3 separate regions of the Homo sapiens genome follow, and all the other regions are linked to region 3. Evidence: read pairs that join two places in POLR2A ChIA-PET (ENCODE). Cell type or tissue: OCI-LY7. All regions are shown on one strand. Links, peaks and the distances in the headings refer to the core of each region. The heading gives the core; the rest is flanking DNA.

Region 1 (10,527 bases), core at 4,145-8,144, 290 kb before region 3:
TGGCTAACATGGTGAAACACTGCCTCTACTAAAAAATACAAAAAATTAGCTGAGCGCGGTGGGCCTGTAGTCCCAGCTACTCCAGAGGCTGAGATGGGAGAACTGCTTGAGCCTAGGAGGCGGAGGTTGGAGGGAGCCATGATCGCACCACTGTACTCCAGCCTGGGCAACAAAGCAAGATTTTGTCTCGAGGAAAAAAAAAAAAAGGAAAAGGAAAAACAGAAGATAGGAATTATTTAATATGTATCTTGTCTTTACCTTTGGGTCATGAGAATATTATTTTGTCATGCTTGCATATTTTGGGTTATATTTTTTACTTGGTTGTAACTAATATTTTATCTATAATGAGCAATTTATTCAATTCACCTGTGTATAATCATCCTGTTTACTTACTCATTTATTTGCTTATTTACCAATTTATCCACTTAATAATTTGTTTATAGAGACTGGGCTTGAATTCAGGTTCTGGCAGATAATATTTGGGCAAATTACCAATCTTCCCTAGTCTCTGTTTTCTTGTCTATAAATGAGAAGAAATACATCTACTCTGCATGAGTAAATGAGGTAATGTATATAAATACTCAGCATGATAACTCACTCCTAAAAGCTGCTCAAGAAATAGCAATTGATATTATTTCATTATTGTTATTTTTTAAGTAGATGCAAAGAAATAGTGGGGAACCAAAAATGTGTGGGCAAAGACCTTCACATTCTCCCAGTCAAGGGAGTTATTGAAATTATAATTTTAAAACAAGAACTGTAAAATATATTACATTTTTGGAACTTAAAGGGAATGTAAATGTCAATGTAAATCAAGGGTCAAACATTGAAAAAATATAACCTTAGAAATAATGCAGTGCACTGAGTAACCCCAGGACATTCTCCAGTGTTGCTTCACAACTATGCCATTGCCACCTAGTGGAATTAGTAATGCATTATATAGCCCAGAAAATTTGAGATTTTATTTTGAAGTATTAAATGGTTTATATAGAAAGGCCAAATTACACAAATATTCTCCTATATGTCCCCATCATCTCCTTTGGACTACTGAAATACTCATCTAACTAGTCTTTCATCTTACATCAGAGCCCCAACCCATTCTCCTACACAGAACAGGCAGAGTAAGCTTTCTAAGATATAAATCAGATCATGTTACTTACACAGATTGAAAATGCAAAACACCTTGCATGGCGTGGAAGCTCTCCAGCTTCATCTGTCCCAGCCTTGCTGATTACGAGTCCCAGTGACCATCTTTCCAGTAAGAATTTTCTGCCTCAAGGCTCCCAAATATACAGGGTTTTTTGTTTGTTTGTTTGTTTTTTGACAGAGTCTTGCTCTGCCGCCCAGGCTGGAGTGCAGTGGCATGATCTCGGCTCACTGCAACCTCTGCCACCCAGGTTCAAGCGATTCTCTTGCCTCAGCCTCCCAAGTAGCTGGGATTACAGGCACCCGCCATCACGCCCGGCTAATTTTTGTATTTTTAGTAGAGACGGGGTTTCACCATGTTGGCCAGGTTGGTTTCGAACTCCTGACCTCAGGTGATCTGCCCGCCTCGACCTCCCAAAGTGCTGAGATTACAGGCGTGAGCCACTACACCTGGCCCCAAATATACAGTTCTCTCTGCCTAGAATGTTCTTCCTCAGCTTTTTACATGCCAAATTCGTCATCCTTCAAGACCAAACTTATTTCCCTCAAACAGATCTTTCCGCAACTACATTATGTACCTCTATTATTTTCTCTCATAGTATTTTGTTCTTTTCCTTTACGACATTTCATCACAAATTATGCTCAGGTATTTTTTCCTGTTTGGTTAATACCTGTTTCCCCCTTCAAACTGTATGCACCATGTTTAACAATGTATATGTCAAAGCTTAGTACTGTGTAGTACAATAGTATGTGTGCATTAAGGAATCTATATAATGGAATGCCATTTAGTCACCAAAAATAGTGTGTTCGATGGGTATTACTGACATAGAATGTTGTACATGATATAACTTTAAGTGAAAAAAGTAGGTTTTATGGTAATACAATCATTTTTGTTTTTAAAATATGAATATATACTACATACATATTTACCATATATTCCAAATATATGTGTTTAAAAATCTGTGAGGTGTTACCATGGTTATTTAAGTTAACAAAATGTGAGTGTAGTTAGTTTTCTTTCTTTCTTTCTTTTCTTTTTTTTTTTTTTGAGATGGAGTCTTACTCTGTTGCCCAGGCTGGAGTGTGCAATGGTCTGACCTCGGCTCACTGCAACCTCCACCTCTTGGGTTCAAGCAATTCTCCTGCCTCAGCCTCCCAAGTATCTGAGACTACAGGTGTGCACCATCACGCCTGGCTAATTTTTGTACTTTTGGTAGAGATGGGGTTTCACCTTGTTGGCCAGGCTGGTCTTGAACTCCCGACCTCAAGTGATCCGCCTGCCTTGGCCTCCCAAAGTGCTGGGATTACAGGCGTGAGACACTGTACCCAACCAATTTTCTTATTTTTGCTTATCTTTTAAAATACTAATTATTTATCACCATTGTTGATATAATAGTTGAAGTTGAGATCTAATGGGATCATATCCTATATGGGACTGAGAAAGTTAGTTAGTATGACTAGTTAGCAGTAAACATTGCATTCAGGATGACTACTAACATTAGTGAGGTCTGAGGCAAGAGGACAAATGGAAGACTCTGCTCCCATTCTCTTCCCACTCCTCGCCCCAGCCCACACTAGGAGGGGCTGCTCACGCTTACCTGTGGACACCTGAGCCCACAAGGGCAAGCTCCAGCCACATCTCCTGCTACAATCACAGCCAGTATCCATCCTTAGGAAGAAGTATCTGGAGAAGAAACTCATACAGGCCTTGTCTTGGGAGGGAGTTCTAGGGTACTAGGATTCTGGAGAGTGGTATTAGGCTTAGGGTGGGCCTGTCCCCTTAATCCCATGGTGGACTCCTTGCCCCATGGAAGAGGACCAGAGAGAGGAGGGCAAGAGCAGGGAGCCTGGTGTTCAGGATCTAAAGATTGTACTGATTGCATCTAATCAAAATTAACTCTGAAAAATCTCTTAAATCATCCATAAAGTACAATACTGTACATATGTGTTTTATGTATGCAGCCCTATATTATTATTTTTAATTTTTCCTTGTCCATATTTCCCTATGGCTCTCAATTAATTTAATTTCATCTTCCATGATGTTGGAATCAACACCCACTTACCTGGTTACTTGAACAATGTTTCCTTCTATATCCATGGTGAGTAAACCCTTAAAAGCATTCAGATTTTCTTGATAGATTGGCTTTTAGGCTTGATGACATCTATTGCTCTCATAAGTTAATACATCTATAAGATGACTCCTTGTATATTTTGGAAAATGGCAAGACTCAAAATGACAAGTTGAAAGAAAGGGAAATTTAATGATTCTAGGTTACCAGCTTGAACAACTGGTTTAACAGTGTTACTATTTACTGAGATATGAAAGGTTAGAGGAAGAAGCGGTTTAGATGTATTATAATTCATTCACCTGATTCTCTATTGTTGGGTATTCAGGTTGGCTGCAATATTTTATAACAAGGAACAATAGTCTGATTTGCAGCAAAATCTTTTCACATGTCCTTAATTTCTAAACACAGAATTGCTGGATAAAAATGTGCACATTCTTGAGATTTTATTTTATTTTATTTTATGAGACCGAGCCTCGCTCTGTTGCCCAGGCTGGAGTGCAATGGGGCAATCTCGGCTCACTGCAACCTTCATCTCCTGGGTTTAAGTGATTCTCCCTGCCTCAGCCTCCTGGACCAGCTGGGATTACAGACATGTGCCACCATACCCGCCTAATTTTTGTATTTTTAGTAGAGACAGGGTTTCACCATGTTGGTCAGGCTGATCTCGAACTCCTGACCTCAGGTGATCCGCCCACCCGACCTCAGGTGATCCGCCCACCCTGGCCTCCCAAAGTGTTGAGATTACAGGCGTGAGCCACCACGCCTGGCCCATTCTTGAGATTTTTAATACACGTTTCCAAATGACTTTCAAAAGAGCTGTTTCCTCACACTGTTAACATAAGAGTAGATTTCAAACACTCAAATTCTGTCTCCCTCCCTCTTTCCTTCCGTCCCAGTTTTCCTTTGTTCATTCAATAAGTACCTACTATGTCCCACACAGGGCCTGACATAAATCTAACTTTGCTCCTTGCTAGGGGTTAGGAGATGATCGGGGAGAAGGAAGTGTAATGGAGAACTCTAGAGTTTTTAACATGAGTGACTTGGATATTCTACCCACAAACTTGTTTGATTCTGGACACCAGACAAGATAAGCTAAAATTCCCTCTTTATTTAAATTGGTGGTGCCACTGAGAGTTTGTAAGAAAAAATGTTCAACTTCACGCAAACCAGAAGTAGGACACTGAAAATAGGCTTTGCCCCCAGGGAATTATAATTTAGTGGGTACCATTTTACAATGCAAATTTGGCCCTCTAATTAGCCAAATGGCCACAGCAATTCTCCAGCATATGAGGTAGGTCTGTCCTATCCAGGGATCTGTCTCATGGCCGCTGATAAAGGATGGGGCTGGGCACAGTGGCTCACACCTGTAATCCCAGCACTTTGGGAGGCTGAAGGGACAGATCACCAGTTTAAGAGATCAAGACCATCCTGGCCAACATGGTGAAACCCCGTCTCTACTAAAAATACAAAAATTAGCTAGGTGTGGTGGCACGCGCCTGTAGTTCCAGCTACTCAGGAGGCTGAGGCAGGAGAATTGCTTGAACCCGGGATGCAGAGGTTGCAGTGAGCCGAGATGGTGCCACTTCACTCCAGCCTGGCTACAGAGTAAGACTCTGTCTCAAAAAAAAAAAAAAAAAAAAAAAAAAGGATGGAGCAGGAGGCCCAAGGTCAGGGCAGGAGTCCTGCATCATGAGATCATGAGGGCCCCTTTCTGTGCAGTACAGAGGGACCAGCTTCCACCCTGCTGATTTAAGGGGAAATTTCTAACTACTTGGCTTGAGTACCTAAGTTGCTAGATGTAACTCTGACCTTGAGGATAAAAAGGAAGTTGGTGGACTTCCTTATTGTCATCACTCAGGTAGGAGAGTCCAACCTAACGCTGTCACCTCTCTCAACTGGCACTCAGTGAAACACTTGAGTATGCTCAGTACTGTAGTCACTTCTACCAGAGGTCCGAACTTACTGGAAAAGTTAGGCCTGTGCAAGACTGAAAAATACTGACAATGCACCAGTGTGCTGAAGGAATTCAAAGCAGATTCCTGGCTGGGCGCGGTGGCTCACGCCTGTAATCCCAGCACTTTGGGAGGCCGAGGCGGGTGGATCAAGAGGTCAGGAGATTGAGACTATCCTGGCTAACACGGTGAAACCCCGCCTCTACTAAAAATACAAAAAATTAGCCGGGCGCCGTGGTAGGCACCTGTAGTCCCAGCTACTCGGGAGGCTGAGGCAGGAGAATGGCGTGAACCCAGGAAGCGGAGCTTGCAGTGAGCCGAGATCGCGCCACTGCACTCTGCCTACCTGGGCGACAGATGGAAACTCTGTCTCAAAAAAAAAAAAAAAAAAAAGAGATTTCTGAAGTCTTGTGAACCTAATGCAAGATTGGATTATGAGTGTCGCTGCTCTATTCTCTGAATGTGGGTTACTATATAAACTCCTGTAATCCAGAACTCTTTTAATGACGGTGGCTCTAATGCTTAGTTGAATAACTTGCCAGAGGCTCTCTGACCTCTAGTAATATAACTTAAGTTTCTGAGTCATTGTGATCTCAACTTTAAAATGGGAACCACTCTCTGTCTCATGATTCTTACAAGGATTTAAAGATAATGCCTAGAAAGCCCTTAGCACAGTGGCTTTTGCTTACTAGGCAAAAGGAGAAAAAGTGTTCAGTAAATGATAGCTGTTCCAGGAGCAATGTATGCCATTCCAGCACATCTAATTCATAAAATATTAATGCATTCCATTTATCACATCATATATTTGAAAACCAGAGGAACCACTTCCAGGTATTGTTTTATAAGGAAAATAAATAATTTTAAGGTGAAATAGTTTTTAAAACGCTTAACACCTGCCTTTTAAAAATATATGATACGGTTAAACCTATGGAACTCTGGATATTTGTTACTTTATTCAACATTTTCTGAATTGTTTTTATTTATCAAAATTATGCTATATATCTGTGTCTTTCTGAATGGACTCTTGCAGTGCTTAACTCAGTAGGACATCAAAGCAACACAACAGCACGTCTATCTAGACCATCCTTTTTTTTTTTTTTTTTTTTTTTTTTTTGAGATGGAGTTTCACTCTTGTTGCCCAGGCTGGAGTGCAATGGTGCGATCTCAGCTCACTGCAACCTCCGCCTCCCGGGTTCAAGTGATTCTCCTGCCTTAGCCTCCCGAGTAGCTGTGATTACAGGCATGTGTCACCACGCCCGGCTAATTTTGTATTTTTAGTAGAGAGGGGGTTTCTGCCTGTTGGTCAGGCTGGTCTTGAACTCCCAACCTCAGGTGATCTGCCCATTTCAGCCTCCGAAAGTGCTGAGATTACAGGCGTGAGCCACCATACCCGGCCTAGAACATCCATTTTGGATAAGCTTGGCACTGACTCATAATCAGCTCAACTTTCTGGCACATTTTTAATTTGAAAGAAAAGAAAGAGATATATTAAAAAGGGATGCATGATTCTCAGTGAAAGAAAAGAGTCTTTGTAACTCTCCCTTTTACCTCACCATGCACATGTCTCCGGGACAAAGGAAAGAGTGTTTGTAACTTTAATTTCCCATGCCCAAGAGAACGCCGACATTTTGTAAATAAAAAAAGTCACCAATTTTCCTGACTTTTATTTAATCAAGTGTTTTCACTGCCTTGGTCTTTCTAGAACTCTAACAAGAAGTAAAATAGGACATTTGGCCTCTTTCCTCTGTTCCTGCCAAAACCTTGGGGTGATGCAAGGCAATAGGGCGCATTCTGCTAGGGTCAGGGTCGGGGATCCTGGATGGGGAGGGCTTGGAGACCATGCATTTGTTCTGAATAATGGCAGACAAAAGAGAACTCTAATCAAATGCTTCCTCTAATCAAATGCTCGAAGAACTGCTGAACGGCATAGGCACTTGCTGTTCCAGAAGACAGGGCAAGGAGCACTGCATGGGAGGTAGGAAGCAACAGATTTTGCTCTCAACTCTCAGAGCAGGCAGCATGGAAACATATTGCCTTCTTTTTTTTTTTTTTTTTTTTTTTGAGACAGAGTTTCACTATTATGGCCCAGGCTGGAGTGCAATGGTGCAACCTCGGCTCACTGCTACCTCTGACTCCCGGGTTCAAGTGATTCTCCTGTCTCAGCCTCCAGAGTAGCTGGATTACAGGCACATGCCACCATGCCCGGCTAATTTTTGTATTTTTAGTAGAGATGAGGTTTCATCATATTGGTCAGGCTGGTCTCGAACTCCTGACCTCAGGTGATCCACCCACCTCGGCCTCCCAAAGTGGTATTATTACAGGCGTGGGCCACCGCGCCCAGCTAGAAATACATGGCCTTCTAAGAGAACTTCTGAACTAGGTAGAAGGTAGAAATTACTAAATTAATTTGTATTAATAATTAACAGTTGGCTATACCTGTAAGTTGGGAGTTCCAAAGCAAATAAGAGGCTTCTCGGAATATAGATGTTCAAACCTTCTAATTCTCAGATTGCAACATATGGTCTTTCCAAAGACTGGTTTTCCTTTTCCTGTCTTGTGTATGTCTTGAAAGATACTCTCTTTATAAAACTACAATGAAGGCACAATCTCCTTTCTTATCCTGTGAGCTTATTAAACACAGATAAAATTTACTTTGAACATACTTTAAAATCCTTCAAGTACAAATACAGCAGGGTAATATTTCAGGATCATCATTATCTCCCCATATCAGGCACCAGCTTTGTCTTGCAGCCACATTTGAGCAGGCATTTATATTAGTGCTGTTCTGTGCTACAGCTTTGCAAACTCGCATTTTTTTCTATAACCATATGTCTCTATGCTAACTCTAGCGTTCTTCAGCTTGTAAATCTTTTTCTTTTGTGTCTTTTCAAACTTTTGTCACTTGGCTCTATTTTGATTGTCAAGTTCACTGCCAAATTTTGTTCAGTTACAATCTGCCAACATCTTGGCATTTCCAGGATGTTACATTAAGAGTAGATGAGTGCAAACAGAGCAAACTACATGCAATGAAGACTGTCCCCAAAAATGTTGTCCCTCTAAGTCAAAGATTAACTTTTACCTAAATTTTTGAGAGTAAGGTCCTTTAGGCTGTTGACTTGGCCAATGAGCAAGAATCCACAGTCTGTTAGACAATATCTGCTAATAAGAAAGTCACATTTCAGCACGAGTGGCTAAGAGATTCTCTCCTGATTTGGGGGCAGGCCAGTCAGGCACAAGCTGCTTATCTGTGCAACTGGGGCAGCTTAACCCATAGGCCAGGAAGGCCTGGCTTTGGGAATCATTTCAGGGTTGTGGCCCACATCTAGTGGTGAGCAAATATTGACAGAACTGGGGTCCTCTTGGAACAACAGGGGAGTGGGAAGGGTGGGGGCTAGTTAATGACTGTCAGACTCCATACCCAAAACAGCTCAAAATCTTTACAAAGACATCAAGACAGAAAATCTGTAAGCTAAGAAGTGTGATTTTATTTAATTAACCTGTTCCAGAGGTAAGCCCCATAGGACAACACTGAACAGCATGATCTAATGGCCAATTACTACTGTTGCAGTGTGAACTGAAGGCTGTGAGCTTCCTGGTCTTTTAAAAATTATTTACTTCTAATTATCTTTTTCTTTCTTTCTTTTTTTTTTTTTTTTTTTTTGAGACGGAGTTTTGCTCTTGTTGCCCAGGCTGGAGTGCAATGGCGCAATCTCGGCTCGCTGCAACCTCCGCTTCCCAGGTTCAAGAGATTCTCCTGCCTCAGCCTCCAGAGTAGCTGGGATTACAGGCATGCACCACTACACCCGACTAATTTTTTGTATTTTTAGTAGAGATGGAGTTTCACCATGGCCAGGCTGGTCTTGAACTCCTGACCTCAGGTGATCCGCCCGCCTCGGCCTCCCAGAGTACTGGGATTACAGGCGTGAGCCACCGCACCCAGCCTATTATCATTATTTTTAGAGACAGAGTCTCATTCTGTTGGCTAGACTGGACTGTAGTGGTACAATCATAGTTCACTGTAGCCTCAAACTCCTGGGCTCAAGCAAAACTCCTGCCTCAGTCCTCTGAGTAGCTGGGACTATAGGCACATGCCACCATACCTGGCTAATTAAATTGTTTTTTTTTTTTTTTTTTTTGTAGGGATGAGATCTTGCTATGTTGCCCAGGCTGGTCTCAAACTCCTGACTACAAATGATCCTCCAGCTTCAGCCTCCTGAGTAGCTGGGATTACAGGTATAAGCCACCATGCCTGGCTGCTTCCTGGCCTTCTGATGGCTCACTGATATCAAGGGCAAGATAGAAAAAGAATGGAAAGGACTAGCATTTATTAAGAATCTGCTGTGTGTTGGGCACTGGTTTCAGGATATAATCACACTTTTCACTCAGTCTTCAAGAGAAGGCATTATTAGCTCCTTTTGCCAGGTAAAGAAAGAGAAGTTAAGGAACTTGGCAAGGTGATGGGGTGGGCAAGATCCAAACTCAAGTCCATCAGATTCCAAATTCCATGCTTTTCCACCAGACCATGATAAGTGCATAAAGACATGCATGGTATGGCTGAAGACCAAGCAGGAGGGAGGAGGGTGAAACAAGGTTTCTTTATCCTTCTTCCATGAGGGAAGGTCCTGATCATGTGTACGACCACAAAGTGAGCATCTTACCCTGTTGTGAAAGGCAACATGGTAATGTATCCATTATCACTTATTATTTTAAAAGCATGTGAAATTATGCAGAAAACAATGAATTGGTTTATTTCATGCCTCAGGTTCTAGGAACCAGTGCTCAGTGTTTGGCCCCAGTAAGGACACCGATGGGATTTTCTGGGGTCTGTGTGAGGGGAATGCTGTGTGTGAGTCCCTGTTAGGACAAGGAGAGGAGGCAGTGCAGCAGCTCACACATAAAAGGCACAGAAATTCAGCTCTGTTAAATATCTACATTAAAACTAAAACCAAAACCAAAACCTTTTACAGCACACAGGTCAAATGTAATTACCAGAATGCTAAGTTACTTTCCAAAGGGACTGGGACTTTTTGTGTTTAATCTGCATGAAATTCTCAATTAATAGATATAATCTTAGGCCTTTTGACTCAGTTTTGACCACTGTCAGATAAATAGGAGGTTCTATACTTTGTGCATGGATAGTCAAGTGGGACAAACAACCTGATAAAAAGCAAATCTTAAATTTAAACTATTCTGTGGTTATTCACCACCTACAGGATAAAATCTAACCTTCTTGGCAGGTGGGTGAGACGTGGCCTGACTCCTTGGCCTCATCTCTTATCATTTCCAGCCTCACACTTTATAAGAACATATTATTTGGAGGTTACTGCTTTCCAAGTGCATATGCCGCAAATGCTATTTCA
Region 2 (10,527 bases), core at 3,086-7,085, 230 kb after region 3:
TCCAAGAAAATGCTGTCCAAGAAAACTCATCCTTCCCTTCTTCTCATGAACGTTGTGTAGAGGTGTGTCTTCTCTTCCTTTGAGCTTTTCCACTCAGGGTTTAGGGGAGGTGATATTCTATATTTGGGTTTGGCTCTGGGTACTGCAACACTAGGCTATTAAGATTTCATCCTTACTGCTTTGCCCCTCCTATCTTTCCAGAAACCCACAATGGATTTGCTAGAAATAATGGAACGTCCTGTTTGGACAGGATATAACCATTTCTCAGCTAGAGGATATTGTTGGAATGAAGAAAGATAAATGGGGAGAAGGGAACTCACATTGCTTTGGCACTTAAATTAAGCCATGTACTGTGTTGGGAAATTATTTATATTATCTCGTTGAATCCACAGTAGAACACAGTTGAACACCATACAAGGTAAGTATTGTCATCCTTATTTTACCATGAGGAAATTGATGCTTAGAGAGCATAAAGCCTTGGCCAGGGGCACATAGTTGGGAAGCCGGGGCTAATTCATGCCTGGGCTCTTTCTGATAGTTTTCCTTTTTTAATTGTCCCCTCCTCATTGTTACCTTGGGGATTTCAAGAGATTCATGTAGCTTCTAAATCAACGAACTGATTCCTGGAGAGCAGCTTCTGTATGAGAAAAATCTAGCTAATTATTTATTTCAGTGTCTCTGGAATGCAAGCTCTGTCCTGAGCCACTTAGAAAACAATTTGGGATGACAAGCATGTGTCTCACAATGCTGCTCTGGTTGCCAGTGCTGTGCTGCCAGTTGTCATCTTTGAACAAACTGATGCAGTGCTGGTTTAACTCTTCCTCTTTTTGGAGTAAGAAACTTTGGAGGCCTGTGTCCTTCTAGAAGTTTGCTGAGCAAATGGTAAGGAAAAGAAATAGGTCCTAAGGCTTGACTATTTCAGAGAATTTCTTGATTTATTGGACTGTCAATGAATGAATTGGAATACATAGTGGTAGGCTGTCTTTTCTTCTCAGACACTGCAATTTCCTCCAATCTCTTGACTTTTCTAGAAGTTTTAATCCAAGTCCTTGTTGGGTGGTAGATAAAAGGGTATTGTTCTACTAGAGACTGACCTTGGCATGGAGATCTCATTTGGACTCACAGATTTCTAGTCTAGCGCTTGGTTTTGTATCCATACCTCGCTACTGCATTCTTAGTTCCTTCTGCTCCTTGTTCCTCATGCCCAGTGTCCCACCCTACCCTTGCCCCTACTCCTCTAGAGGCCACAGTGATTCACTGAGCCATTTCATAAGCACAGCTAGGAGAGTTCATGGCTACCAAGTGCCAGCAGGGCCGAATTTTCACCTGTGTGTCCTCCCTTCCATTTTTCATCTTCTGCCCCCTCCCCAGCTTTAACTTTAATATAACTACTTGGGACTATTCCAGCATTAAATAAGGGTAACTGCTGGATGGGTGGCTGGGATACACAGAATGTAGTATCCCTTGTTCACGAGAAGACCTTCTTGCCCTAGCATGGCAAACAGTCCTCCAAGGAGGCACCTGTGACACCCAACGGAGTAGGGGGGCGGTGTGTTCAGGTGCAGGTGGAACAAGGCCAGAAGTGTGCATATGTGCTGACCATGGGAGCTTGTTTGTCGGTTTCACAGTTGATGCCCTGAGCCTGCCATAGCAGACTTGTTTCTCCATGGGATGCTGTTTTCTTTCCAGAGACACAGCGCTAGGGTTGTCCTCATTACCTGAGAGCCAGGTGTCGGTAGCATTTTCTTGGTGTTTACTCACACTCATCTAAGGCACGTTGTGGTTTTCCAGATTAGGAAACTGCTTTATTGATGGTGCTTTTTTTTTTTTTTTTTGAGACAGAGTCTCGCTCTGTCGCCATGCTGGAGTGTAGTGGCACAATCTTGGCTCACTGCACCTCCGCCTGCCAGGTTCAGCGATTCTCCTGCCTCAGCCTCCCAAGTAGCTGGGACTACAGGTGCCTGCCACCATGCCCAGCTAATTTTTGTATTTTTAGTAGAGACGGGGTTTCACCGTATTGGCTAGGATGGTCTCGATTTCTTGACCTCGTGATCCGCCTGCCTCGGCCTCCCAAAGTGCTGGGATTATAGGCTTGAGCCACCACGCCTGGCCGATGGTGCTTTTTATCATTTGAAGGACTCAGTTGTATAACCCACTGAAAATTAGTATGTAAGGAAGTTCAGGGAATAGTATAAGTCACTCCAGGCTTGAGGCAAAATTTACAAATGCTGCTGACTTTGTATGTAAGGGGAGGCATTTTCTTAGAAAAGAGAGGTAGGTCTCTGGGATTCCAGTATGCCATTTCCATCCTCAGTGTTTTTGGCCACCTGAGAGAGGTCTATTTTCAGAAATGCATTCTTCATTCCCAGATGATAACATCTATAGAACTAAAATGATTAGGACCATAACACGTAGCTCCTAGCCTGCTGTCGGAACACCTCCCGAGTCCCTCTTTGTGGGTGAACCCAGAGGCTGGGAGCTGGTGACTCATGATCCATTGAGAAGCAGTCATGATGCAGAGCTGTGTGTTGGAGGTCTCAGCTGAGAGGGCTGGATTAGCAGTCCTCATTGGTGTATGGCTTTGCAGCAATAACTGATGGCTGTTTCCCCTCCTGCTTTATCTTTCAGTTAATGACCAGCCACGGCGTCCCTGCTGTGAGCTCTGGCCGCTGCCTTCCAGGGCTCCCGAGCCACACGCTGGGGGTGCTGGCTGAGGGAACATGGCTTGTTGGCCTCAGCTGAGGTTGCTGCTGTGGAAGAACCTCACTTTCAGAAGAAGACAAACAGTAAGCTTGGGTTTTTCAGCAGCGGGGGGTTCTCTCATTTTTTCTTTGTGGTTTTGAGTTGGGGATTGGAGGAGGGAGGGAGGGAAGGAAGCTGTGTTGGTTTTCACACAGGGATTGATGGAATCTGGCTCTTATGGACACAGGACTGTGTGGTCCGGATATGGCATGTGGCTTATCATAGAGGGCAGATTTGCAGCCAGGTAGAAATAGTAGCTTTGGTTTGTGCTACTGCCCAGGCATGAGTTCTGATCCCTAGGACCTGGCTCCGAATCGCCCCTGAGCACCCCACTTTTTCCTTTTGCTGCAGCCCTGGGAGCCACCTGGCTCTCCAAAAGCCCCTAATGGGCCCCTGTATTTCTGGAAGCTGTGGGTGAAGTGAGTTAGTGGCCCCACTCTTAGAGATCAATACTGGGTATCTTGGTGTCAATCTGGATTCTTTCCTTCAGGCCTGGAGGAATATAATAACTGAGACTTGTTTTATTTCTGCAGAGGGTTCTAAGCCATTCACTTCCCAGATGGGCCAATAATGCTTTGAGTAATCTGGAGATCATCTTTAATGCGCAGGTGAATGGAACTCTTCCACAGAGGGATGTGAGGGCTGTAGAGCAGAGTGAACTCCCTGAAACTCAGACGTCAGCTCTTTGTCTCTCTATCTCTGAACACCCTTCCTTAGAGATCCCATCTCTAGGATGCATTTCTCTGTAGTTAGTTTCTAAGTCTCTTGTTCCTGTTCTGCCTTTATTTTTTTTTCCTGGATTCTAAGCCAGTATCCCCACTTGGCTGTCTTAATGTAGCTTAACATGTCTGTAATCAAAATGATCATCTTTCTGAGATTCAAAGGGCTATAAGGGACTTTGGAGAGAATTTCATTCAGTTTTCCTCAAACTAGAATAATGCTTGCACTGTCTGTAAAAGAACAAAAGTGTCAAAGCATCCTTTTGTTCACTAAATTTCCTTTTTTATTATAGTGTTACTTAAATATTAGGAAGTAAAAGTAGGTATAAACTTCTTATAGGCTGTTATTATACAACTATATGACCCATACATATTTACAAATTAAGTGCAGCCAAAATTGCAAAATCAATACCATTCAAATTAATACCTTAAATGTGGTGAGGCAGCTGTTGTTCAACTGAAACCAAATTATAAGTTGCATGGCAGTAAATGCTATCATGCTGATCATTTTGAGTTTGGCCAGTCTATATTATCATGTGCTAATGATTGAATTCTCCACCCATTTTTCTACTTGTATGACCTTAATTTGATGGCACCTGTTCCATCCTCATGAGTTTGCTACAATTATACTGGTGCCAACACAATCATAAACACAAATATAAACTTGGGCTTTGAAATCTTGTGCCAGAACTTGGCTTTAAAGTAAGCATTTAAAAAATCCATATGTGTTTATTAGACTTTGTTTAGATGACTGTTGAAATGAAAACAAAGTGTTTAAAATCCTCTTAGAGAACTTAAATATAATCCCTCAGCAATATGTATACAGATCTTCCTTTGAGAAAAACTGATTGTGTTCAGCCTCTCATGTTACAAATGGGGAACCTGAATTCTGAGGTCTCTAGTGAGAGAACAGGGACTGGAATCTGTGGATCCTATCTGTTTTAATAATAATTGTAAAGTATAATAGATAATATTATATTAATAAAATAAAAGCAAACACTTAGAATGAGCTTCCATGTGTGAGGCACTAACTGATTAGGCATTATTAACTAGATTTATTCCTTTTAAGGCCCCGCGATGTACTGTTATTTCCACATGTTGTAGCTGGGGAACGTGCTACTCAGAGAGGTTAAGTAACTTGTCTGAGGTCCACACCACTAACAAGGAGCACAGGTAGGGTTCAAATCCAGATAATCTGACTTTGGAGCTGGCACTCTAACTCAATGTGCCTAATCGCTTTTCAGTGGTGTCATTATTTTGCCTATTCTCCATCTGAGAATATTGAAGTTTCTGACTCCTTCCTTGCCTTTCTCCCTGCCTCCCGTGGTTATCCCCAGGTCTTGGTGTTCCAGTCCTCTATGTCCGTCCTTACTCTTATTCCTTTGCTACAGTGTGATCCAGGGCTCCTGCCCCTTCTTATCCTGGTAGAGGGGGCCCACTTGCTGGGAAATTGTCTCCGCCATGGTTTATCCATGTTGTGTGTCCATTAGTGAGTAGTGGGAAGAATCATATCATGTTGGCAATGAAAGGGGGGCTATGGCTCTGGGGTAGTCTAGTCTGAACCTCTTATTTTACGGATGAGAAAGCTGAGGTACAAAGCAGGGAAGGGATTTCTTGAGGTCACCCAGCCAGCAACTGAGCTGCAACCAGAAGCTGAGATCCCCAGGACTAGGGCCGAGCCTCATTCTGTCCCATCACAGTGACTTTTCTTCCCTCCTCCAAACTATTTTTATTTTTTATTTTTTTGCAGCTGCTTAGCAGCTTGAAGTTAGAAGAAAGGGCAGGGAAAAGGTTTTCCGTGCTTAGCCAGGGAAGGAATCCTGCAACAGGATGTGGGGTTGGGTCATTCAAATTGGGCCAGACTCCACTGGTCTTGTTGCTTCTTGCTTGGTATTGCAGATGGGTTTAAAAGTGTTAGGATTAGAGAGATAGGCAGGTTTAGCCAAAGGCAGTTTGTAGCCTTGTGGCAGAGTTCTTTTTAAAGAAGGAAGTGGGATGCAACACCCTGACACAAAGGGGCTTAAGTTGTTATACCACTGCCTGCTAACCTGTTTTCCTTAACTCTCTTCCTGATTTCTAAAGGAAGTATATTTTGCTGAATCAGAAAGAAAAGTGATTTATTTCAGGTTGCTGATGCTTAGATTGTTAGAGTTGGAAAGATCTGGCTTGCATCTTGTACAGCTGACAGAACTGGGGCTCAGGGGGGCACAGGTGCCCAGAGTTGGTCAGTCAGGAAAGTAGCACCAGAACCAGTCTCCTGGTGGCCCTACAGTTGCAGACCCTTTTTTGCTTTGCTCTCTGTGTATACTAAAGCTTCTATGTCTCTGAATCTCAAGTTCTGACTGGTAGCTACTTTCCAATCCACCTGGCTTAGATTTCTAGATTATATTGTTTAGACGTCAGAACCTCTTAAGGGTTTTGGGGCCACTTGTTAGCTCACATAGTGAGAACCAGCCCTGCCCATTAGGTAGGGGAAGAAGTTAGCAGTCCATGATAGCTGTTGCCTGCAGCGTATGGATGTTCATTGCACAGTTCCTGTCTCCTGAGATCCTGGAGTGTATACGCTTGGCCTCAGAGCCCAGCACAGAGCCTGGCCCTTGGGACATGCTTAGTAAGTATTTACTGAATGAGTGGGAAATGTCTTAAGGCCCATTAGTTTGCAGGTCTTGAGGAGGCTCCCTTGCACTAGGAAGAATAGAAAGCATACATAAAGCCTGTGTGCTGCCGCCAGGAAGACTAGAAACGCTATGTTCAGCCTGGAGCTGAATGGTATACCCCAGAGCAACCCTGTTGAAAGGCAGTGCTTGCCTTTTCATTCTGTGTCCTGGTTTGCTGGTAACTCCTGGGTCCCCTGCCTCTCCTGTACCCCCATTGTGCAGACTGAGGGGGGACCATCAGCCAGGGTTAGTTTTCCGCTGTTTCTGTTAGGCAAAGAATAAATTGAATTGAGTTGTGAAAGTTGGGTGCAAAGCTCAGTTTGGGTCCAAAGTAACAGTTAACTTGTGTGGGTGGCAGGTATTCAGTACAAACAGGGCTGGGGACAGGAAGGGGAAGAGAACTTCAGAGCTTTCACGATCCTCATCTGGTTTTAGGCTGATCCAGAGGCCAAGGTCCCCATGGAACAAACTGGACAAAGTGAGGGTGGCCACATGGCCTCTTTTCTTTTGCCTTTATTATTAATTTTCTCAAATAGATCTGACTAGTCATGTGGCTGGGAAAATAGTTAATTGTGATTTTTTTTTTTTTAAACTGAGTCTCACTCTATTGCCCAGGCTGGAGTGCAGTGGTATGATCTCAGCTCGCCGCAACCTCTGCCTCCCGGGATCAAGCAATTGTCATGCCTCAGCCTCCCGGGTAGCTGGGATTATGGGCACACAGCACCACGCCTGGCTAATTTTTGTATTTTTAGTAGAGACATGGTTTTAGCATGTTGGCCAGGCTGGTCTTGAACTCCTGACCTCAAGTGATCCACCCACCTCAGCCTTCCAATCTGCTGGGATTACAGGCATGAGCCACTGCACCCAGCCAGAGTACCACTATTTGGGCATTCTTTAATGAAAAAGAATGAACTATCCAAAAATTAAAACTCCTCATTTATGAGCTTTTAGAGAATTTTACAGAGTAGATGGAAACTCTCTGCATCCTTTCCCCACTTCTAGTTTCACCTGACACATTTCTTCCCTGTCCTTACTCCTGGGCCGGCAGCAGTGGTCATGATTCCAATCCCAGCTTGGCCACCATCTGCCTCAGTGGCCTAGGAAAACTCCTTTCTCCAGAGCTTTAGTTTTCTCTTCTACGGAATGAAGAAAGTTAAAACAAATAGACATTTATTGTTTCATTTGGATAAATATCTATTAAGCATCTATTACTTGTGGTATGGTTAGCTGGGTATATAGTGGTGAAGCAGCTGGGCATGAGTACTGCTTTCGTAGAGCTTACAGTTCAGTGAGGCCAGCAGATGTGAAACATATCATCACACAAATAAAAATATAACTATCAACTGTGATGAGGATTATGAAGGAAAAAATCCGGCAAACTATGGTACTGGTGTTAGATACTAGCAGGTGTGGGTAGGGATTTCATTTAGATTGACAGGTTGTCACATTAAAGCTGAGAGCCCTGAAGTTCAAGCAATGGTTAGCCAGGCAAAGATCAGAGGCTTAGAGATAGGGAAATCCATTCCAGGCAGAGAGACTGGGGGTGCCTGTCCCCTAGGTCAGGGAACAGAAGAAAGCCAGTGGCACTGGTGGAGTGAATAAGACTGGCGGGGGATGAGTTGGTAGTAGACATGACCAGATCATTTAGGGCCAATTCTCCTGGGGAAGGAGAATTTAATTTAATATTTATTTATTTATTTATTTATTTATTTATTTATTTATTTATTTATTTTTCAAGACGGAGTCTAGTTCTGTCGCCCAGGCTGGAGTGCAGTGGAGCAATCTCGGCTCACTGCAACTTTTGCCTCCTGGTTTCAAGCGATTCTCCTGCCTCAGCCTCCTAGTAGCTGGGATTACAGACGCCCACCACCATGCCCAGCTAATTTTTGTATTTTTATAGAGATGCGGTTTCACCATATTGGCCAGGCTGGTCTGAAACTCCTGACCTTGTGATCCTCCTACCTCGGCTTCCCAAAGTGCTGGGATTACAGGCGTGACCCACAGTGCCCCCTGAGAATTTAATTTTATTTTATGTGCAAGAGGATTCCCTGAGGTAGTCAGGCCACATTGTCTGGTGACTCTTGGGATAGAGGGAACTTGAATGACAAAGGCCCAAGAAAGCAATTGTAATCATTACATATACATGGACCATTTTATGCTGTTTTCTTCTTTCATTTAACATTATTTAGTGTGCGTGTTCACATATTTCTAAATCATCTTCTGATTTAGAATAATGATTTCTGATGTGTAGGCTGTGTTTTATAGTTTTGAAAGTAATACTTTGATATCCATTACTTTCTTGATTCTCACAGCAATTCTGAGGTGTATGCGTTGCAATTTCTGTTTCACAGATGAAGAGAGTATTGTTAATAAGTTAATGGCCGGGCATGGTGGCTCACACCTATAATTCCAGCACTTTGGGAGACCAAGGTGGGCGGATCACTTGAGGCCAGGAATTTGAGACCAGCCTGGTCAATGTGGTGACACCCATCTCTACTAAAAATACAAAAATTAGCCAGGCGTGGTAGCACTTGCCTGTAATCCCAGCTATTTGGGAGGGTGAGGCAGGAGAATTTGCTTGAACCTGGCAGGTGGAAGTTGCAGTGAGCCAAGATTGCACCACTGTACTCCTGCCTGGGTGACAGAGCGAGACTCTGTCTCAAAAAATAAAAAGTTGCTAAGAGGAGGGCTGGGATCTTTTGGCTCCAAATCTACTGTGGGATGATGCCTTTGACATTCCTGATAGCTGTGCAGTAATCCATTAACACAGTTTTTATAAGTTCAAACCCTGTTGCCAACATTTAGATTGTTCCATGTGTGCTGTTACAAATAAATTACTATAAAGATTCTATACATTTAATCTTTTATTATTTTTGTATTATTTCTGTAGGCCAAAATCTGAGGAACAGGATTACTAGGTTGAAGGGAAATGGCCCTTGAAGTGTCTGATCAGATGTCTTTCCAGAGGATCCAACCAATTTAAATAGCCACCATCAATGCATGAGACTTTGTAGTTCAGGGAAGGCAGGCCTGGTTTTAAAAATCATTTCCCCTCTCTAGCATTTTTCTGATGTGATCCTTAAGATTTCACTTTAGTTTTCCCAGGTCTCATTGGCATGTATGCTGTTAGGGATGGGTCTAAAATTAATTTTTCTTCACATTCATATCATGTCATCCCAGTGATTATTTAATAAATAATCACTTGATTAAATAGTGATTCCTTTTCTAGTTATTTTTGGGACATTTATTAAAACCTGGATATGGTGGCTCATGCCTGTATTCCCAGCACTTTGGGAGGCTGAGGTGGGGGGATTGCTTGAGACTAGGAGTTCAACACCAGCCTGGGCAGCATAGCAAGACTCCATCTCTATAAAAATAAGGAAATTAGTCAGGCATGGTGGTACTTGCCTGGAGTCCCAGCTACTTGGAAGGCTGAGGTAGGAGAATTGCTTGAGTCCAGGTGGTCAAGGCTGCAGTGAGCTATGACCATACTACTGTACTCCAGCCTGGGCAACAGAGTGAAACTCTGTCTGAAAAAAAAAAAAAAAAAAAAAAAAAAAAAAAAAAAAAGATGTGTAGGGAGCAATTTTGGAGTTATTCATTTGGTCATTTGATATGTAGTTTTAGTTTTGGTGCTGATAGAGCCCAGAATGTACCCTGAATTTGATGAACATTCTGATATATGGGGGAGCTCATTGTCCCCCACTTACCTTTTTGCCTCTCAGAATATCTTTTGATATTTTTATCTGTTTTTTCCCCATTGAATGTTATTACCTTATCAAGCTCAAAAAAGTACCCTATCGCTATTTTAAGTTCAGTTGTGTTAAATCTATAAATTAGCTTGGGAAATTTGGATATTAAATGAACTCATGAAGAAGCAGAGTTTAGCTCTCCTTAATTCTCATCTTCCTTTATTTATCCTACTACAGTTCTGTGGTTTTCTTTTATGTAAGAAGCACATGTTTGGCTAAGTTAATGCCTAGGTTTTTTTGTTTATGTGTCCATTCTCACTGTGGATAGTATTCTCTTTTCCCCACATTATATTAATTTAACTGGTTTTCAGAGACTAATAGCAATGCTATTATTTAGGAGAATTTACCTTGGTTCTGATTAACTTACCCATACTTGCAAATCATTTGCAGCTTTTTAGTTAACTTTGTGAGTTCTCTTAGATTTACGACCATGCCAGAAACAGAAAGGATATTTTCATCTCTTCCTTTCTGATGTTTATTCTTCTTGTTTCCTTTTTTTATCCCCCATTATATTCTCAAGAATCTCTCAATACTAAGAAATAGCGACTTCATTTTTCAGCGCGGAGTGCATTATTTTGGCTACCATGATTCAGAAGCCTCTTGCCTAAGGCCCAATTTTATTCTGCTAGTTTTCTCTGTTCTTTGTACATGGCCCTT
Region 3 (10,527 bases), core at 2,812-6,811:
AAATACCTAACTCTTGCTGTACACGGTGGCTCACGCCTGTAATCCCAGCACTTTGGGAAGCTGAGGCAGGCAGATCACCTGAGGTCAGGAGTTTGAGACTGGCCTGGCCAACATGGACCCTGTGTCTACTAAAAATAAAAAAAACTAGCCAGCATGGTGGCGGCACCTGTAGTCCCACCTCCTTGGGAGGCTGAGGCAGGAGAATCACTTGAATCTGGGAGGTGGAGGTTGCAGTAAGCTGAGATCATGCCACTACACTCCAGCCTGGGTGACAGAGCAAGATTCTCTCGAAAAAAAAAAGCCTAACTCTGGATGGATCTTCCCCAGTTCTAGAAGGCACCAGTGTTAATAAGTTCCTGATGCACAAGGCTGGCAGAGAGTCAGCTGTGGGAGATAAATCAAGAATAAAGCTGTGAGGTAGGGAAGGCGGTGTAGCATAAAGACCCAGACAAACATGTCTGGGTCACTCTGTTCCATTTCTGCTTGCTTGGCTCTGGCCTCTGCTACTGATCTGGCCTTCCCAGATGCCCGCCATGCCATTGCTAACACCTGCTTGGCCTTTTATCTGGCTTTAGACTTAGCATTTACTTTGGGATTTATACTGTTGCTTCTCTCTTCTGCATATTGATGTTTATTGGGCTCTCCAGTGGTCCCTTGACTTGTCTATGGAGCCCTTTCTTTTTGTCACCTATTCTGAAGGGAATTTCATCCAAGTGATGCTGATCAGGCCATGCTCCACATCCCTCCCTGGCACCTGGCTTCGAGCTTATAGGTGCAGCTCCCTTGGGATTGGAGCTGCTTTCTCCACGGAGCCCCCATGGGTGCTGTGTGGGTCTTAATCCAGACTCTACTAAGCATAGCCTGTTTACTCATGGCTGCCGCCCCTCGAGGCTGAGTCTGTCTCATCTCTGTCCCTGCAGCATCCAGGACAGAGCCTGGCACAGAGCAGGCTCAGTCCTGTTTGTCACAGGATTGGGGAAATATGCATGGTGGCCTGACTGTGGTTGGTACCCTGCTTTTCTCTGGTCATCCTCTGGGTTCAAGTGCAGTTTATCAGACCTGCTCCTTAGAGTCTCATGTTTTGAAATTGCTTCTTTTGAGAAAGCACAGAGTCCCTTCTCTACTCCGGAACAAATCACAGACACAGGGCCCAGCAAAAGACTTAACTAGAAATAAAAAGACCTGCTTTCCTACCTTCCCTCACCAGTCTGTCTGTAGTGTATTGCAGTGGAGTGTAGTGGTTAAGAATATGGATCCTGAAATCATACTACCTGGTCTCAAATCCTGGCTCTACTACTTAGTAGCTGTGTCACTGGTGGCAAAAGACTTTGTTACCTGTGCCTCAGTTTCCTCATCTGTCAAACAGGAATAATAACAGGACCAACTTCATAGGGCTATTAGGAGAATTAGATGTGTTAATATGAGTAATGTGCTTGTAACAGCACGTGGTACGCAGCAGGCATTCTAGAAGTGTTTGCTGTTGCTATTGTTCTCTACCTTCATTACTGACTCCAGTAAGGGTCCTCTGACTTTGTTCCCTCCTGTGTTCCTGGACTAACCCCTGACCTTCCCTCTCCTGGAACTCAACTTTTAGACCTCAGTCTCATGCTGTGGTCCACACAGTCAAATACTTGCAAACACATATTTCTAGTTGGTTACTCAGTTATAACCCAGGAGATGTCCAGCCTCATTCTTTTTTTGCCCATGCTAAAGTGCAGTGGTATGATCTCAGCTCACTGCAACCTCCACCTCCCAGGTTCAAGCAATTCTCCTGCCTGAGACTCCTGAGTAGCTGGGATTACAGGCACCTGCCACCACGCCCGGCTAATTTTTGTATTTTTAGTAGAGATGGAGTTTTGCCATGTTGGCCAGGCTGGTCTTGAACTCCTGACCTTAAGTGGTCTGCCCGCCTCGGCCTCCCAAAGTGCTGGGGTTACAGGTGTGAGCCACCGCACCCGGCTGCCTCATTCTTTGTGTTAGTGTCACCTGACCTACTCCTGGTCCTTTCCTCAGGTAAGTCCTGGCCCGAACATTGCTTTTTTTTTTATTTTTTTTGAGATAGAGTTTTGCTCTTGTCACCCAGGCTGGAGTGCAATCTTGGCTCACTGCAACCTCTGCCTCCCAGGTTCAAGTGATTCTCCTGCCTCAGCCTCCTGAGTAGCTGGATTACAGGTGCCTGCCACCATGCCTGGCTAATTTTTTTGTATTTTTAGTGGAGACAGGGTTTCACCGTGTTGGCCAGGCTGGTCTCAAACTCCTGACCTCAGGTGATTCACCCGCCTCGGCTTCCCAAAGTGCTGGGATTACAGGCATGAGCCACCGTGCCTGGCCAAACGTTGTTCTTTTAATGGCCAATTAGGGTGGCTGTAAAGGAGTAAGGTTTGTCTAGTTTGCTACACCAAGAGTTGGCAAACTTTTTTTGTAAAGGCCTAGATAGGAAATATTTTAAGCTTTGTAGACCACCCATGGTCTCTCTCACTCCTCTTTCTCCTCCTCCTCCTCATCTTCCTCCTCCTTCCTTTTGTTCTTCCTCACAACCCTTTAACAATGTAAAAACCATCCTTAACTTGAGGACTGTTTACTGAAAGAGGTCCTGAGCTACATTTGGCCCTTAGGCCATGATTTGTAGACTTCTGTGCTAGGCAACACATTCCATGAGGGCAGGAACAAGTCTGTCTTCTCTATGGTCTAGCTACTAACCTGCAACATGGCAGATCCTCTATTTGTACCTGTCAAACGAATGAATAAATGGATTCAAATGAGTCTCTGGCTTCCAAACTTAAGAGAAAGAATCCCCATGTAAATTCTATAGTGAACAGAAGAACCCCTGGGAAGGGATCTATTAAGTTTGGCTCTTTGCTCTGTCTGCAGTTACCCAAGGGCATAGGTGTCTTTCCATGGGGTACACCTTAGCCTAAGTACCTACCTGCAATTCTAGTGCCTTCTTTTTTCAGCCAAGAACAGAGTTCTTCCCGCAGCCTCAGTTCTATAGTAAACTATGCCAGCAGTGTGCTGGTAAGTATTTAACAACCAGCTGCCCAACAAGCAAGCGAACAATCCCTGACTTATATAGCATTTGCCAATTTCCATGGTGTAAATACTTCTGCCATGGCCAATTTCAAGCTACAGATGTGAAGACACTAAACATGAATCTGGGAGGAGATAATGCACAATCAGCTCTCTCCAGCTGTAGCTTACCACTAACCATACTCTCTTCCCTGCCCACTCCTGCAGCCCTATGGACTACACACCTCCTGGGAGAAAACTTGACAGAAACCTTAGTTTCCACTGTTGCTGCCCCAGGATTAGGCTCTTCTCTGTGTTTTGGTGGATGGGTAGCATTATCTTACTCTCTCAGACTTCCTGGATTTCAGCTTTGCCTGCTTTGATCCCCAATCCCTGACTGTTCGTTTGACCCCCTGACTCCCTGGGATTCTTGCAGAGTGCAGGAGGCCATACAGTTCCTGATCAACCCTGGCTTCCTGGCTCTCACATGTCTGACATGCTTCTGAGCACAGAGAAGAATAAACACTCCACCGCCTGCAGGGTCTTCTGTTTTTCAGGCTGGGGCTTGTGTGGTCCCTCCCTTCCAGTTCTTGCAGCACACCTCTCTTGACTGCCCCGTTCCCTTCTATCCTCAGTTCCCAGCTCAGTTTTCCTTCCCTATCCTTTATTCCTAATTAGCACCATCTGTCTGCTAACCCCGTACATGCTCTTCACCTTTATTGTTTCACACAAAAATTAATTACTGAGTACTTTTTGTGTGCCAGACTCTGTCTAGGCCCTGGGATACATCAGTGAACAAAACAGATAGGGATTCCCTGCCCTTGGGGGAACTTTATATTAAAGTGCAAAGGGCTGGGCATGGTGGTTCACATCTATAATCCCAGCACCTTGGGAGGCTGAGGCCGGCAGATCACTTGAGGTCAGGAGTTCGAGACTAGCCTGGCCAACATGGTGAAACCCCGTTCTTACTAAAAATCCAAATATTAGCTGGGCCTGGTAGTGCAGGCCTGTAATCCCAGCTACTCGGGAGGCTGAGGAACCCAGGCAGCAGAGGTTGCAGAGAGCCAAGATCACACCACTGCACTCCAGCCTGGGCGACAGAGCGAGACTCTGTCTCAAGAAAAAAAAAAAAAAGTGCAAGTAAGCACATGCTAAGCAATAGGCATAATAATAAAATAAATAATACATTATAAAAGAAGATTATACGCATGATGAAAAAGCGAGCAGGGAAAGATGGGTTAGCCATGCTGATAAGAGGCAAGTAGTTAGAAAAGCATTTTGAGAAAGTGACATTTGAGCAAAGTATTAAAAAAGGTTCCGTGTGTCCAGTAGCCTGATTCACAGCACTTAATTCAACATCAACGTCAGGTCATACAGGTATGCAGCTTGACTTCAGCCTGAGAACTTCCAAGACTTCAAGTTTCTCACAGAGACACTATTTCCGGTAAGAGAGAGGCAGGAAGTGTTGTGGTTATTGTTTGAGCTTTGTTGTAGAAAACATGAGTTGGAATCCTGGCTCTGAGGCCAATTAGGGCAGCTGTAGAGGCCTGAGGTTTACCTAATCTGCTAGATACTGGGTTTCCTGAAGGTGGTGGCTAAGTCTGTCTTGTCTACCAATATAGCCTAGTGCCTGTGCCTAGCGGAGTAGTGTCTGACACATAGGGGGAACTCTGTTAACACTTGCTAAATGAAAGAGTTCAAAGTTATGGCTTTGGTTTGTTTATTAACCCCATTGTCCGGGGAACATTGGTTAACCTTTCTGAGCCCACCATTCCTTATGTGCAAAATGAGTATGTTAATCATGATGGTACCAGTTCCCACCTCACAGAGTTGCTGTGTGGATTAAATTGTAATAATTCATAATGCATGTAGAGTACTTGGCACAGCGCCTAGAAGACAGTGAGTGCTCACTCAGTGTTAGAAATGGTCACTTGTTAGAGTCAGCGTACTGAATTAAATGTTCTCCATTTTGCCAGGTGCAGTGGCTCACGCCTGTAATCTCCAATACTTTGGGAGGCCGAGGTGGGTGGATCACGAGGTTATGAGATCGAGACCATCCTGGCCAACATGGTGAAACCCCGTCTCTACTAAAAATACAAAAATTAGCTGGGCATGGTGGCACATGCCTGTATTCCCAGCTACTTGGGAGGCTGAGGCAGGAGAATTGCATGAACTCGGGAAGCGGAGCTTGCAGTGAGCCGAGATTGCGCCACTGCATTCCAGCCTGGTGACAGAGTGAGACTCCATCTCAAAAAAAAAAAAAAGTTCTCCAACTTGAGATAATAATATGAAAAGATTCCTTGCTTCCTTAATCACTTAGTCTCATGGACTAAGCCCTCACAGTGCCTATTATAACCACTAAGGGAGTGAGAGGTGTGTGTGTGCATGTGCAGGGGAAGTAGATGCTGGATAGAGTGGGGCCTGAGAGCCTGCGGACAGAGGAGAGAGCCCAGACATCAGGACTGAGGTCTCTGGAGCACCATAGCCAGAGCAGAGGCGGTTGTCTAAACAGCCAGGATTGGGACGAGGATTTACAGTGTCCATATAACAGCATAGGGCAAAGGAATTAATAAAATATTAGCTGAGAACCGGCTGGGCGCGGTGGCTCACGCCTGTAATCCCAGCACTTTGGGAGGCCGAGGCAGGCGGATCACGAGGTCAGGAGATCGAGAGCGTCCTGGCTAACACGGTGAAACCCCGTCTCTACTAAAAATACAAAAAATTAGCGGGCGTGGTGGCGGGCGCCTGTAGTCCCAGCTACTCGGGAGGCTGAGGCAGGAGAATGGCGTGAACCCAGGAGGCGGGAGCTTGCAGTGAGCCGAGATCGTGCCAGCGCACTCCAGCCTGGGTGACAGAGCGAGACTCCGTCTCAAAAAAAAAAAAAGAAAAAAAAAACAAAACATAGCTGAGGACAAAGAGAATAGCTGTTATGAGCAGATGGGGATTGCAGGTGGGGCTTGAGGACAAGGCCTAGACCCTCAGTCCTGTGTCAGGGTCTTTCTTCATCTTAAAGTGACCATGTTTTCCCAATGATTCAAAAGCTAGTGCCTGGCATTTCTCAGCTAAGCCCTTTTTTCTCTGGCTGCTGAGCAGGATGTTTCTCTTCTCTCTTGAATGTTGAGCCAAGCTGAGCTATCTTCCTGAATTCACAGGTCTCCTTAGAAATCAGCTTTTGTCTGAGTCTGTCAGTGTAGCCTGGGCTCAGCCTGGACAGCCTTGCAGCCTGAATTCCCTGGATTTCCCAGCAGTTCTCAGCATCTACTGAACTGACTTTCTTGCCTCTTTGATTCTATCTCATCTGGTCTCCTGGGTTTGTTTTTTTACGAGGTACTCAGTCTGGAAAAAGAACCCCTACTCTCTCTGTGGGCATGGTAAGAGGTATTGCTTATGAAATCATTGGGCATATAATTGTCACTTTAGTCATTCACAATGAAAGATACACAGAAGGCAGCATCCTGACCAAAGAGGCCCAGGAGGTAGAAGGCTTCTCTTCCAACCAGACTCCTGGCTGGAAGCAAGATGTTGTATAGAAGTTAGTTGCCATCCAGAAAGTTAGCAGCATTTATTTGGGACCCGCTGCACGTCTATCCCTGTAATGAGGGAGACAGTATTTCAATGCAGAAAAGATAATGTTCCTCATCAGAATCTCTGATTATTTCATGACGACTGAGTCCTAGAAGTGGCTTTATTTTTCCAAGAAGTAAGAACACTTAAGGCTTTTTGATACATGTTGCCATATTGCCTTCCAAAACGGCTGTACCAATTCACATGCCAACTCGTTGCATTTGATTGTACCCACTTTATCATACCTTTGCCAATACTGGGTATTATTACAAGTTTTGCAATCTATATAATGGGGAGGCAAATGGTATTGCTTTGATTAAATTATCATTTTTAAATTAATGAGGAGGTTGAACATTTAAAAAAAATTGTTTGCTATGAGGATGATACTTGGTGTCCACTCCAGGGTGGGTCTGGAGGAATGTTGACTAGATTTTTTTTTTTTTTTTTTTTTTTTTTGAGATGGAGTCTCGCTCTGTAGCCCAGGCTGGAGTGCAGTGTGCGTTCTTGGCTCACTGCAACCTCTACCTCCCAGGTCTTGGTTCAATCTATTCCCTTGCCTCAACCTCTGGAGTAGCTAGGATTACAGGCATGCACCACCATGCCCAGCTAATTTTTGTATTTTTAGTAGAGACAGAGTTTCACCATGTTGGCCAGGCTGGTCTTGAACTCCTGACCTTGTGATCCACCCACCTCAGCCTCCCAAAGTGCTGGGATTACAGGTGTGAGCCACCGCGCCGGGCCTGACTAGATTTTTTTATGGCTGAGTTTTATATGTTATTTATTTTTAATTTTTTCTTTCTTTCTTTCTTTCTTTGAGATGGAGTTTCGCTCTTTCACCCAGGCTGGAGTGAAGTGGCGTGATCTCAGCTCACTGCAACCTCTGCCCCTTGGGTCCAAACGATTCTCCTGCCTCAGCCTCCCAAGAGGTGGGATTATGGGCCCCTGCCACCACGCCTGGCTAATTTTTGCATTTTTAGTAGAGATGGGGTTTCTCCATGTTGTCCAGGCTGGTCTTAAATTCTTGACCTCAGGTGATCCACCCGCCTTGGCCTCCCAAAGTGCTAGGATTACAGGCATGAGCCACCGCGCCTGTCCTATTTTTAAATTTCAACACAGTAAAATTTACTCTTTTATTGTATAATTTTGTGATTTTGACACATACATAGAGTTGTGTAACTACTTACACAACCAGAATATAAATGGTGATCTCATTCCCTGAAATTCCCTTATGTAACCTCTTTGTAGTCAAACCTTCTGTCAATCCTTAACCCCTGGCAACTACTGATCTATTCTATACCTCTATATTTTTGTGTTCTCTAGAATGTCTTTTTTTTTTTGAGATGGAGTCTCGCTCTGTCACCCAGGCTAGAGTGCAGTGGTGTGATCTCGGCTTACTGCAACCTCTGCCTCTCAGGTTCAAGCAATTCTCCTGCCTCAGCCTCCCAAGTAGCTGGGACTACAGGCATGTGCCACCATATCCAGCTAATTTTTGTATTTTTAGTAGAGACAGGATTTCACCATGTTGGGCAGGCTGGTCTCACACTCCTGATCTTAAGTGATCCACCTGTGTCAGCCTCCCAAAGTGCTGGGATTACAGGCGTGAGCCACCGTGTCTGGCCCAGTGTCTTTAATAGAGCAAAAAATGTTAAGTCTAACTTATTCACAGTGTGCTTTTGTTGTCCTACTAAAAACTCCTTGCCTAATCCAAGATTATTAAAATTTTCTCCTATATTTTCCTCTAAAAGTTTTCTAATTCTACCTTTTACATTTAGATCTGTAATGCATTTTTAAAAATTTTGTATAAGGTGTGAGTTGTAGGTCGAGATTCATGTTTTTGCATATTTATGTCCAATTGTTCCAGCACCATTTGTCAAAAAGTCTATCACTTTTTTATTTAGTTGCCTTTGCACCTTTGTCAAAAATCAATTGACCATTATGTGTATAGGTCTCTTTTTTGCTCTATTAAAGACACTGGGCCGGGCACGGTGGCCTCTCTATCTATCTTATACTCAATATCACATGACCTTTTTTTTTTTTTTTGAGTTGGAGTCTTGCTCTGTTGCCCAGGCTGGAGTGCAGTGGCGTTATCTTGGCTCACTGAAACCTCTGCCTCCCGAGTTCAAGCAATTCTCCTGCCTCAGCCTCCTGAGTAGCTGGGACTACAGGTGCATGCCACTACACCGGCTAATTTTTTGTATTTTTAGTAGAGACGGGGTTTTACCATGTTGGCCAGGCTAGTCTTGAACTCCTGATCTCAAGTGATCCGCCTGCCTCGGCCTCCCAAAGTGCTGGGATTACAGGCATGAGCCACTGTGCCCAGCCACATGGTCCTGATTATAGAAAGTACTTATATTTTTGCTTCTTCCAGAATGACATATAAATGGAATCATATAGTGTATAAATGTTGGCCGGGCTCGATGGATCATGCCTGTAATCCCAGCACTCTGGGAAGCCAAGGCGGGTGGATCACCTGAGGTTAGGAGTTTGAGACCAGCCTGGCCAACATGGTGAAACCCCTCTCTACTAAAAAACAAAAAATTAGCTGGAGGCTGGGTCCAGTGGCTCACGCCTGTAATCCCAGCACTTTGGAAGGCCGAGGTGGGCAGATCAGGGGGTCAGGAGTTTGAGACTAGCTGGCCAACATGGTGAAACCCGGTCTCTACTAAAAATACAATTTTTTTTTTTTGGAGACGGAGTCTCAGTCTGTTGCCAGGTTGGAGTGCAGTGGTGTGATCTCAGCTCACTGCAACCTCCAACTCCCTGGTTCAAGCGATTCTCCTGCCTCAGCCTTCTGAGTAGCTGGGATTACAGGCACGTGCCACCACACCCAGCTAATTTTTGGTGGCAGGCACCTGTAATCCCAGCTACTCAGGAGGCTGAGGCATAAGAATCACTTAAACCTGGGTGGCAGAGGTTGCCGTGAGCCGAGATTGCAGCACTGTACTCCAGCCTGGGCAACAGAGTGAGACTCCATCTGAAAAAAAAAAATTAGCCAGGCGTGGTGGTGGATGCCTGTAATTCCAGCTGCTTGGGAAGCTGAGGCAGGAGAATCTCTTGAACCCAGGAGGCAGAGGTTGCAGTGAGCCGAGATCATGCCATTGCACTCCAGCCTGGGCAACAAGAGTGAAACTCTGTCTCAAAAATAATAATAATAATAATTAATAATAATTGAGTCTTCTAGCTTATTTCACTTAGAATAATGAATGACTTTGTGATTCATTCAAGTTGTGTACTTAGTCTTTCAATTATTCGTATTGCTCAGTAGTGTCTATTTGTTTAACCACTTACTTGCTGTTCTTATTTTTCAAAGTTGGTTTGGCTATTCTAGTTCCTTTGCCTTTTTAAGAATCAGCTCGTAAGTATCTATAACAATTTGCCCCCTTGATGAGGGTACTGTCTGGATTTCCATAAATCTACAGATCAATTTGGGTAGACCTGTTGTGTTAACAACATCCAGTCTTCCAATCTATGAACATGGAGTATCCATTTATTTACCTCTTAAAATTTCTTTCGTTAGTGTTTTGTAGATTAGCTTATGCCTAAGTAGTTCATGTTTTGGAACTGTTAGTGGTACTGGTTTTAAAATTTCAGTTTCAAAGCATTCATTGCTAGTATAAATAAATCCAGCTGATTCTTTGTCTATTGACCTAATTCCGATTTTGCTCTCTTGGAAGCCACCTGCCATGTAAAGATGGCCAGGCTATCCTGGTGGAAAGACCATGTAGAAAAAGGCCCTGGAGGATAAAAGACCATGTGGCAGACAACCGAAGTGTCCCAGATGGTAGCTGACAGAGCAGGAGCACTGTCATCTCTGACAAACACTGCCACTTTAAGTTCCAGCTCCCTTTCTAGCCTTATGCATTTCAAGGAAATCACTTCTCTTCTAACAACAAGCAGCGAAAAAGAGCAGACAGTAAAACACAGATAAGACCAGCTAGGGCACAGAGGGAGGTTAGG

Evidence for each region. ChIA-PET counts read pairs that join two places held together with the same protein. Peaks named below come from ENCODE experiments on the same cell type or tissue, not always from the same donor. Only the 100,000 strongest peaks of a DNase experiment are listed, where the experiment ranks them.
Region 1: POLR2A ChIA-PET joins it to region 3 with 6 read pairs; 5 of 35 experiments call an interaction of 5 or more read pairs at or near these places.
Region 2: POLR2A ChIA-PET joins it to region 3 with 6 read pairs; 2 of 35 experiments call an interaction of 5 or more read pairs at or near these places.

Annotation. Positions count from the first base shown.
Region 1 is chr9:105,416,616-105,427,142 of GRCh38, reverse strand. It overlaps a transcript of SLC44A1 not described here. Among named protein-coding and RNA genes, the nearest start is that of FSD1L, 26 kb to the left of the region's middle. In OCI-LY7, for the core only: no CTCF peak of the experiment used is centred there; no DNase peak of the experiment used is centred there.
Region 2 is chr9:104,895,873-104,906,399 of GRCh38, reverse strand. ABCA1 (ATP binding cassette subfamily A member 1) reads left to right here. Exons shown (of 50, transcript NM_005502.4): 2 at 2,629-2,786. The coding sequence starts at 2,721. Among named protein-coding and RNA genes, the nearest start is that of ABCA1, 27 kb to the left of the region's middle. RefSeq lists an enhancer at 2,315-3,227. In OCI-LY7, for the core only: no CTCF peak of the experiment used is centred there; no DNase peak of the experiment used is centred there.
Region 3 is chr9:105,122,047-105,132,573 of GRCh38, reverse strand. All of the region lies in intron 2 of LOC105376197 (a long non-coding RNA gene), which reads right to left. Among named protein-coding and RNA genes, the nearest start is that of SLC44A1, 120 kb to the left of the region's middle. In OCI-LY7, for the core only: no CTCF peak of the experiment used is centred there; a DNase peak (open chromatin) is centred at 4,483.